2 separate regions of the Homo sapiens genome follow, and region 2 is linked to region 1. Evidence: read pairs that join two places in POLR2A ChIA-PET (ENCODE). Cell type or tissue: OCI-LY7. All regions are shown on one strand. Links, peaks and the distances in the headings refer to the core of each region. The heading gives the core; the rest is flanking DNA. Region 1 holds the start of LOC102723544 (a long non-coding RNA gene). Region 2 overlaps IQSEC3 (IQ motif and Sec7 domain ArfGEF 3).

What was found. ChIA-PET counts read pairs that join two places held together with the same protein. Peaks named below come from ENCODE experiments on the same cell type or tissue, not always from the same donor. Only the 100,000 strongest peaks of a DNase experiment are listed, where the experiment ranks them.
Region 2: POLR2A ChIA-PET joins it to region 1 with 5 read pairs; 2 of 35 experiments call an interaction of 5 or more read pairs at or near these places.

The regions. Positions count from the first base shown.
Region 1 is chr12:253,249-257,632 of GRCh38, forward strand. The region is part of intron 2 of SLC6A13 (solute carrier family 6 member 13); the gene reads right to left. LOC102723544 (a long non-coding RNA gene) reads right to left here and starts at 4,051. Exons shown (of 3, transcript NR_120482.1): 1 at 4,023-4,051; 2 at 3,225-3,392; 3 at 194-499. In OCI-LY7, for the core only: no CTCF peak of the experiment used is centred there; no DNase peak of the experiment used is centred there.
Region 2 is chr12:104,487-108,870 of GRCh38, forward strand. The region is part of intron 2 of IQSEC3 (IQ motif and Sec7 domain ArfGEF 3); the gene reads left to right. IQSEC3-AS2 (IQSEC3 antisense RNA 2) reads right to left here. Exons shown (of 2, transcript NR_184284.1): 2 at 2,038-2,391. Among named protein-coding and RNA genes, the nearest start is that of IQSEC3-AS2, 5.1 kb to the right of the region's middle. In OCI-LY7, for the core only: a CTCF peak has its summit at 1,808; a DNase peak (open chromatin) is centred at 1,835; H3K4me3 peaks cover 1,441 bases; H3K27ac peaks cover 2,842 bases.

The DNA of each region.
Region 1 (4,384 bases), core at 135-4,134:
GCCAATTTCTTACGGCATAAACTGACGATCTTCCACTTGAGCAACAGAAGAGCGAGGAGCTTCCATGAGGAGTTATGTGCTGTCCTCGGCATGAGCCTGACCAACAGTGGGCCCTGAGTCATTAACTACACTTGGTAACACACTGTCACTCACTGCTAAATTAACCATTACTTTTATATGAACACACGAACAGTGCTTCTTATTTCTCTTTATTCTCTGCTATCTATAAACAGCACAGGGCTAATGGTTTTCCTTGCTGCCAAGGGAATCCTCTTTGTGTGGGCATCCCAGTGCACCTTCTTTACAGGCTGGAGCTGAGGGATCTTTCCCCTCCAGGCCCTTCTGAGAGGTCCTGCTGTGTGCCTCCTGTCGTGGCCTCACATGGGGACTCCAGTCCCAAGTTAATTCTGGGTGTTGAGCAACTTGGTCTGCCAGCAGCCAGGGTCCAGGCAGTTGGAGAGGTCTCAGCTGAAGGCCCGTGTTCTGAAGCACCCAGGACCTAGGTATGGGAAGACTGAGGCTCTGAAGAGGAGTTGGAGGGGACAGGGAGGAAGTCCTCGCAAAAGATGGTCTCCAGCTGGTGTCCTGAGACTAGTGGAAAACTTAAAAGGTTCTTGGCACGGGTAACTTCTGCCCCGAGTGAAATTTCAGCAACCTGGACTTAGAAATTAAGTGAAAATGTTGGCAGACGGTTTTTTCATCTGGGCTGAGATAGGCAGGAAGGTGATTTAAATTCCCCGCTGGCTATGGACAGTCCTATGACCAGAACCCTCTCCCGCTACCTTCTTCCCACATCACGCCTCCTGCGTTATCCAGCATCTCCTCGTCCCATGACTGGAACTTTAACTGGGCAGGCCCTAGTAGAAAATCGTATTTGCTTTCCCTCCTGGCAGCTGAGGGTGGAGGGCTGGAGGAATAGTTCAAATGTCAAGCTTCTTCAGCCGCCTCGCCAGCTCAGGGCCCCACCCCCGAGGAGTCTGGCCACTGGCACACTGTCACTGCTACGCAGGACTCACATGGCCCCCTTCCGCCCAGAAGGGAAATACACAAGGAAGGGGTGGATTTTACCTACTCCCACATTTTGCCCCAATAACCCACATTTACTATTTCCAATTCCTTTCTCCCATCTCCCCCATTATCTTAAATCCATTTCAATCAGTCATTGTCCCCAGCCCTCCACTGTAACCGCTCTTATCATCAATGACTTCCCAGCTGCTAAAACCAACAATCAATTTCCTTTCCTCATCTTCTTAACCTATCTGCAGCCTTTGCTGCAGTTAATTTCTCCCTCCTCCCTGATAGAATTTCTTCACTCGACTTTCCAAAACACTTCATTCTCTTGGTTTTCATCCTGCTTTACCAGTTTCTCATTTTCTGTCTCCTCTGCTGGTTTCCCATCTTCTCCCAGACCCACTAAAGGTCCTTACTTTCTTTTCTTATACCATCAAAATGCTAATGATCCCCAAATACACACCTCCAGCCAGATCTCTCTCACAAACCCCAAACTCACATTCTATTGCCCAGTTGCCATTTCCACATGGACATCTGATAGATACCTCAACTCAACTTTCCCAAAATTCACCTCCTTACTTTCCCTTCAAAACCTGCTCCTCTGGGGCTAGGCACAGTGGCTTATGCCTGTAATCCCAGCACTTTGGGAGGCCGAGGCAGGCAGATCACTTGAGACCAGGAGTTTGAGACCAGCCTGGCCAACATGGCGAAACCCCCTCTCTATTAAAAACAACAACAACAACAAAACAAAACACAAAACCTTGCTCCCTTCATGGCCTTCCACGTCTCAGTGAATGGCAGCTCCTTCCTTCCAGTCACTCAGGTGAAAACTCTCGGATTGCTTAGATGGGTGCTAGCAGTGGAGGGGATGAGAAGTGGTCGGGTCCTGCACATCTCATCGCGGGGGCTCTAGTCCCAGGCATTCGGGTGCTGAGCTACTCGCTCTGCCAGCAACCAGGGTCCAGGGAGCTGGAGAGGTCCTGAAGCTCCCAGGACCTGGGTGTTTGGGTAGAGTCAAGAGCTATGAGAGGTGGAGGAAATTAAGGATGACTCCAAGATTTTTGCCTTATAACCAGTCAGCTTCTGCCTTCACTCCCCTATACTCAGTTCTCAACATACCAGCTAGAGAGATTATTTTAAAATGTAAGATGACTGTCCGGGCGCAGTGGCTCATGCCTGTAATCCCAGCACTTTGGGAGGCCAAGGTGGGCAGATCACCTGAAGTCAGGAGTTCGAGACCAGCCTGGCCAACACGGCAAAACCTCGTCTCAACTAAAAATACAGAAATTGGCCGCGCGTGTTGGCGCGCGCCTGTAGTCCCAGCTACTGGGGAGGCTGAGGCGGGAGAATCACTTGAACCCAGTAGGTAGAGGTTGCAGTGAGCTGAGATTACGCCACTGCACTCCAGCCTGGGTGACAGAGCGAGACTCCATCTTGGAGGGGGCGGAAATAATGTGAGATTACTGCTGCCCAAAACCCTGCCCTGCATCTGAATGTCACTAGAGCAAAAGCTGAAGTCTGAGAGTGGCCAACCTGACATACCTGATCTGCCCCTCTCCCTGTCCCCAGCCCATTTACTTCCCTGACCTTACCTTCTATTCACTTGCCCAGCTCCAGGCTTGAGTCCTCCTCAAACAAGCCAGCCAGACTCTTGCTTCGTTTCAACCTTTGTTTCCTCTGCCTAGAGGAAAGCACTTTCACCCAACCCCATAATATCCACATGGCCAGTTCTCTCACTCCTGGCAAGGCTTTGCTCACATGCTCTCAATGACCACCCTTTTAAAAATTGCCACCACCCACACCCACACTCCTGATCCCCTTTACCCAGCTCTCCTTGTTCTTTTTCTATAGCACTCATTAATTCTGGAATGCTACCTAATTTACTCATTTATCCCATTTATTGTGTAGTGTCTGTCTCCCTCCTCTAGAATGTATGCCCTATGAGGACAGGGAATTGGTCCGTTTTGATTATAGATGTATCCCAACCACCTAGAACAGTTCCTGGCTTTTGCTACGTGCTCAGTAAGTATTTGCTGGTGAATGACACAGGCTCAGGGCTTGGCTGAGTATGCGCCGAGGCAATGGAAAGAGACTGGAAATTATAAAGCCAGTAGGATGAAGCAGGTGCCTGGGGGTGGATCAGCTGCAGGTCCTGGACAGCAGGGAGATTATTTACCCAGGAGATGGTGGAGGCGGGCATCCCTCTCACTCACCTCCCTAAAAGCGTCCCTGTTGCTTCCGATTTCAGATGGGCTTCTTTGAATCACTTTCTCAGCTTCCCTGCCTTTTGACTACAGTTTTCAGCTGTTTGCCTTGTGTTCTATCATAGCCTTGCCTCAGCTCTGGAACTCATTTCAAATTAGATCTACCACATGTTGACGCTGGAAGAAACCAAAGAAGATGTCACTTACATTTTTAGTTTGGAACTAAAATTGTGCTCTGAGGACTTCTTCATCCCTGAGCTTCTCACTAAACAAATACTACTACGAATCCAATTCCTTGATTGCCCTCCCCTCCCCGCCAAGCACAAGAGTGGCTACTTGGAGCTGTGAATTTAAAGAAAGGGCCCAGGAGCAGGCCAGTCGGGTACGTTACTAAAGGATGGCACAGCCTGGAGTATCCCAGCGTCCTTGCTCAGAACACTCTTCCCATGCCCAGGAGCCAAGGCCCCAGTCTGAGAATGGTGAGTTCAAATAAAAGCATTAAACCAGGAGGAAAGGGGTCCAACCAATCTACAGGGTCTCCATTCTCCCCAGCCTCCTTCCCACATCAGCAGCAAAGGGTCCTTTCAGGAAGAGGCAGCAGTCTCTTCTTTGGCAAAGAGACAGGAGAATGACAAGATGAAGTTTAAGGGCCCATTCTCTGTAGGAGTTTGCTTTGCGTGGGAGGTGAGAGGAGTTAACTGATGACAGAAAGTTTAAACTGCTGAGAACACCAAAAAAAAAAAACAGAAAAATAGGCAGGTCCAGGTTCCTCTACTGACCACACACATCCTTGATCAGCCCGCTTACCTTGGCAAAGGAGCCATTTCACTAACCCAGCCAGTGGTCCTGGGTGACTCGTGCCCTCCAGAGCAAACCTGGGCCCCTGCCTGCAGCTCCCCAGTCCCTCAGAACATTCCCCTCCAGCTGCTGTCATCCATCAGCGAATGGGGGCGAGGAGTGCTCAGGCCCTGTGCTTGATAAGGGAAGAAGTTACGGGTAGGTAGTGTAAGGGTTAAACAAAGAGAACTTGACTGGATGGCAGGACTCCCAAACATGTCAGGACTCTCCACCAGAATCAGAGTGCTGGAAGGCAGGCTCTACCCAGGGAGAAGGAGACCACAGCCGCCGCCCTGCTGCCTCCACCTCCCCACACAGGACCCACGTGAATG
Region 2 (4,384 bases), core at 79-4,078, 150 kb before region 1:
TATTTTAGTGTGCAGCCTCCCAGTGTTTTATTTTTCTCTGCGTTGGGTTTTACGTCCTTCCCACGCCCATTTTAAAAAAAAAAGATTTTGTAGTCTGCATTTCCCACTTGGCGAGGCGTACTGCGCCCCCTTAGAGGCCTCCTACCCTAACCACTTCCTCCCGGGCCGCCCGCCCTGGTGGCCCACGTGGCTGGCGTCGTTGCCGCTAGGCAGCAGCAAGGCAGGGGCTCTGCCGAGGCCGCCACGCGGGGTACCCTGGAGGACGGGGCGCGCTTCCGAGAACGGCTGCGGGGATAGCCCTGCATTGGCATAGCTGGGGCATTTCTGCCTCTCCTGCCTCTTTCCATCGGCTGTGATGGGGCCTGAAACATGAGCAATGGACCAGCCAGTGTTTACCCAGCGATTACGGAGCAATTAAATTCTCAGTCGATACAGTTACGTCTTCAAACAGCTGGGCTGGGGCGCCGCGGCCTCACGTGCCTGCTCCGGGAGTCGCATCCAGGCTGCTGAGAAACCGGCACCACGCACTGGTGGCTTAGGGCGGCAGCGTGGGTCGGTCGGGCGGTACAGCCGCGTCCTCTTTCCCTAGAAAAGGGCAGAAAAGCCCTCGGCTTCCCCCACAGGCCCCATGGGGCAGGCCCACCCTGCCTGCCTGGCCCCAAGCTCTGGGTCTCTGCCTCCCGCCCCAGGAAAGCGATGGCGGCAGGGGAGGTTAAAGGAAGTGTTCTTTGTCTCCTTCATGGTTCACTGGTTGGTTGGGAGAGGTCTTTGGAGAGGTTGGGATGGGGTGAAAATCCCCACAAGCCCCCTGCAGTGGCGGGAGCATCTTGCCCGCTGGCAGGGGCAGGGTGGGGGCGGGAATCCTGGGGTTTGAAGCCTGGGCTCTGGGGTGGGACAGAGTGGCACCTGCACAGAGGGGAGCATCCTGGGGACAGGGGGCTTGCTCCTGTGGATTGGGCTTTGAGAGCAGGTGTGCTCCTGGGTGATCTGAGGAGCTGTGTAGTTAGAGCAGAATCCAGCCGACCTGGGCTCCATGCCCAGGAAGATGGCCGAATTCCGACGTGGAGCTACAGGAATCTGCCCTAGGGAACTGTGTGACCTGTCACTTTACCACCCTGTGCATTTTTGTCTCATTTGTCCTGAATCGCCAGATTCAGGAGGCATAAAAACCAAAATAGAGGTCAAAGTACTTTGACACTTTGGGAGGGCGTATTAAAATATCCCAGAGAGTATTAGGAAGGTTTTGTCTTGTCATTGAGTTTTGACTTTCTGTCCAGAGGGCTCTCCTCAGCAGGGATGTGAAACTCCTGTTTGGAGTCAGCTATTTGCCCAGGCCAATTTCCTTGTGTAATTTTCCCTGCCAGGCCTTGAGCATCCTCTGAGACTGGCCCCTTCATGTGACCTAGGCTGTCGCCAGAGGGTGCTTGGGAAACCTGTTGGTGCTTGGGCTGCCCTCAAATTGCTGCTCGTTAAGGCACGCAACTTTTTGTCAGCAGCATGTTTAGAGATGATTGGAGGAGAAGTCCTGCTAACTCTGTGTCGGTTTTGTGTCTCCCACCCATGAGAGAGAGGAAGCAAATACTAGCCACCATGTCCTGAGTGCTTGCTATGTGCTATGCAAGAATTATCTTGTTTAACCCCTAATAGAAGCTGGTGAAATATTATTCCCATTTTACAGACAAGGAAACTGAGGATCAGAGACAACGAATGCCTTGAGCATGGTCCATGTGGCTGATGAAGAGCAGAGCTAGGTTTTGAACCAGGTGCTTGTCAGTTGCAGCCTGTAACCACCAGGGCAGGAGGATAGCAGAAGGCAGGTGTTGTCAAGTATGGGAAGCGAAAGTGAGGCAGGAAGGTGAACAGCTGCTTCCCATGTCCCCAGCCACAGCCAGCGGGTGGCTGAGAGCACATAGGTTATTGTTCAGGGCCTCAAAAGGCCTGGCCTCTCTTCCCTGCCCCTCCGCCCTGCCCCTTGAGGCCATGTGTGGACTCCAGAGGAGTGACGCAGAGAATATTTTTAGGGACAGAAACAGCAACAACAGCAATGCTAGGCTTTATTAGTTAAGGAAATACCCCTAACTAAAGATAATACTTCCAGAACAAGTGAGAGATGCCACGAGGAACATCTAAGCTTTCTCTAGTCCAGGGTATTCGGTAATGCAGTTTTATCCAGTTTTCTGGGAAATATGTTCTTGTTTCATTTACTGGAAGCTTCTTGTTGGAATCTTTTGTATCTTCTTTTCTCACTTCCAGGAAGAGTAACCTTTGTAGGCGTAGAGATTTTTCTAATCCCACTATTTCTTGTGCTTTGTTTTATTTTCTCTTCTGAAAGTTCTTTACCCATTCACTTATCTTCTGACCAATAACATGACCATAAAAATGATTTTGTATCTGTTTGTATGACAAAAAGGGTTTTTAATTTGTTTCATCAAACCAAAAACGAAGAAATAATCTATAGCAAGAGTGATTTGATCAGATATGGCATTCTTAAGACATTTTACTGCCCTCAAGAGACCATGGAATGGCTTAAGAAACGAGGTTTTTAGAGATTTCTTTTATTATGATTAAAAAAACAAAACAGGAAGGACAGCTGCCTATGAAGAAAGACTGGAGTGTGTTGCTGTCTCCAGCAGGGACACTTTCCATAATTCCTTTAGCACCCTCAAGTTAAAGTGGCTCCCATTGTCTGAATCAGTATTTTCTACCAGGCCAAATCTGGGTATAATTTGTTCTAAGATTATTTTGACCACATCCCCGGCAGTGGCAGCTGGGAGGGGAAGGCCTCCACCCTGGAGAGGTGGTCTACCATTACCAGCAGATACGTTAGTCTCCCTATTTTGGACATTTCTGTAAAATCTACTTGAATGCTTTGAAATGGCCTTAACCCAGGAGGTTTCCCTCCGGTAGTCTGTTTTCTTTTTTTTTTTTTTTTTTTTTTTTTGAGACGGAGTCTTGCTCTGTGGCTCAGGCTGGGGTGCAGTGGCACAATCTCGGCTCACTGCAAGCTCCGCCTCCCGGGTTCACGCCATTCTCCTGCCTCAGCCTCCCGAGTAGCTGGGACTACAGGTGCCCGCCACCGTGCCCGGCTAATTTTTTTGTATTTTTAGTAGAGACGGGGTTTCACTGTGTTAGCCAGGATGGTCTCGATCTCCTGACCTCGTGATCCGCCCACCTCGGCCTCCCAAAGTGCTGGGATTACAGGCGTGAGCCACCGCGCCCGGCCGGTAGTCTGTTTTCTAACTACCTTTTTGTTTATTCTCTGGCAGGTCACATAACACCCACACACTTGTTTAACAAGGGTGTAGATCCCTATACACCCGTAATTCTTGAGTATTGCATCACACATGGCCTGGGGACCCCAGTGACCTCCCTTACAGAGTATGGATATCAGTTCTCTCCTTGTGAGTTTGCTTATCATTTCGGTCCCATCAGGGAGCACCCACCTCCCATCCTCAGTTTGAGTGGCCCTATCTTGCCCAGCTCTTCCTCCTCCTCTTCAGAAAGTTGGGGTTTTAATACCACCTTAGGGATATCTGGGATTAGGCCAAATAGTTTAACTTCTACCTCCAGGGAGGCTGCTTAGCAGCTTTATCCACAAGCCTGTTCCCTAACCCTAACCCTAACCCTAACCCTAACCCTAGCTTCTATAGAGTTTCCTTTCTGATGGCCGTTTACATGAACTATGGCTACCTCTGCTGGAAGCAGGAGGCTTTTTAAAACTTGTTTGACCAGTTTCCCATATACCAATTCTTTCTACCTGCTATTTATTAGGCTCCACTTTGTCCAGATCTTTCCAAAGGTGTGTACTACTCCATAGGCATATCTGGAAATAGCATATACAGTGCCTTCTTGGCCTTATATGAGCTTCAGGGCTTGGTTAAGAGCATGTAATTCACAGGTTTGGGCTGAGCAGTTATTGGGTAATCTACCTTTTTCTCATAAGGTTTGTTTGTTTCCATCAATGACAGCCTGGACATTGTGTCTTTTACCATCTATCACTCAGGATGGCCTATTCACAAACAGCCTCATTCCATCGAGTAGTGGAATTTCTTTAAGGTCTGGTCTAACTTTGGTTTGATATTCTATCATATGTAAACAGTTATGGTCTGATACCTGCTTATTCTCCTCTCATTTCCGTAAGAAACTGACTGGAGTTCATTTAGGCGCCTTTCCAGGGCCCACTGACCCCAGGAGGAACTTGAGGAGGCAAGGGGCTGACCAGCTGGCCTTTCAGGGTGTCTTTAGCCGGGCTCTGCCGGGTCTGGCTCTGGGCCAACAGCTGCTGGTTTGAAGAGCTGCCAGCCTGTGGTGCCTTCCCTGATGGGCACTCTCATCAGCAAAGGCATCCCTGGCTCCTTCTTTGCTTTGAAGGCACCATCCGTCT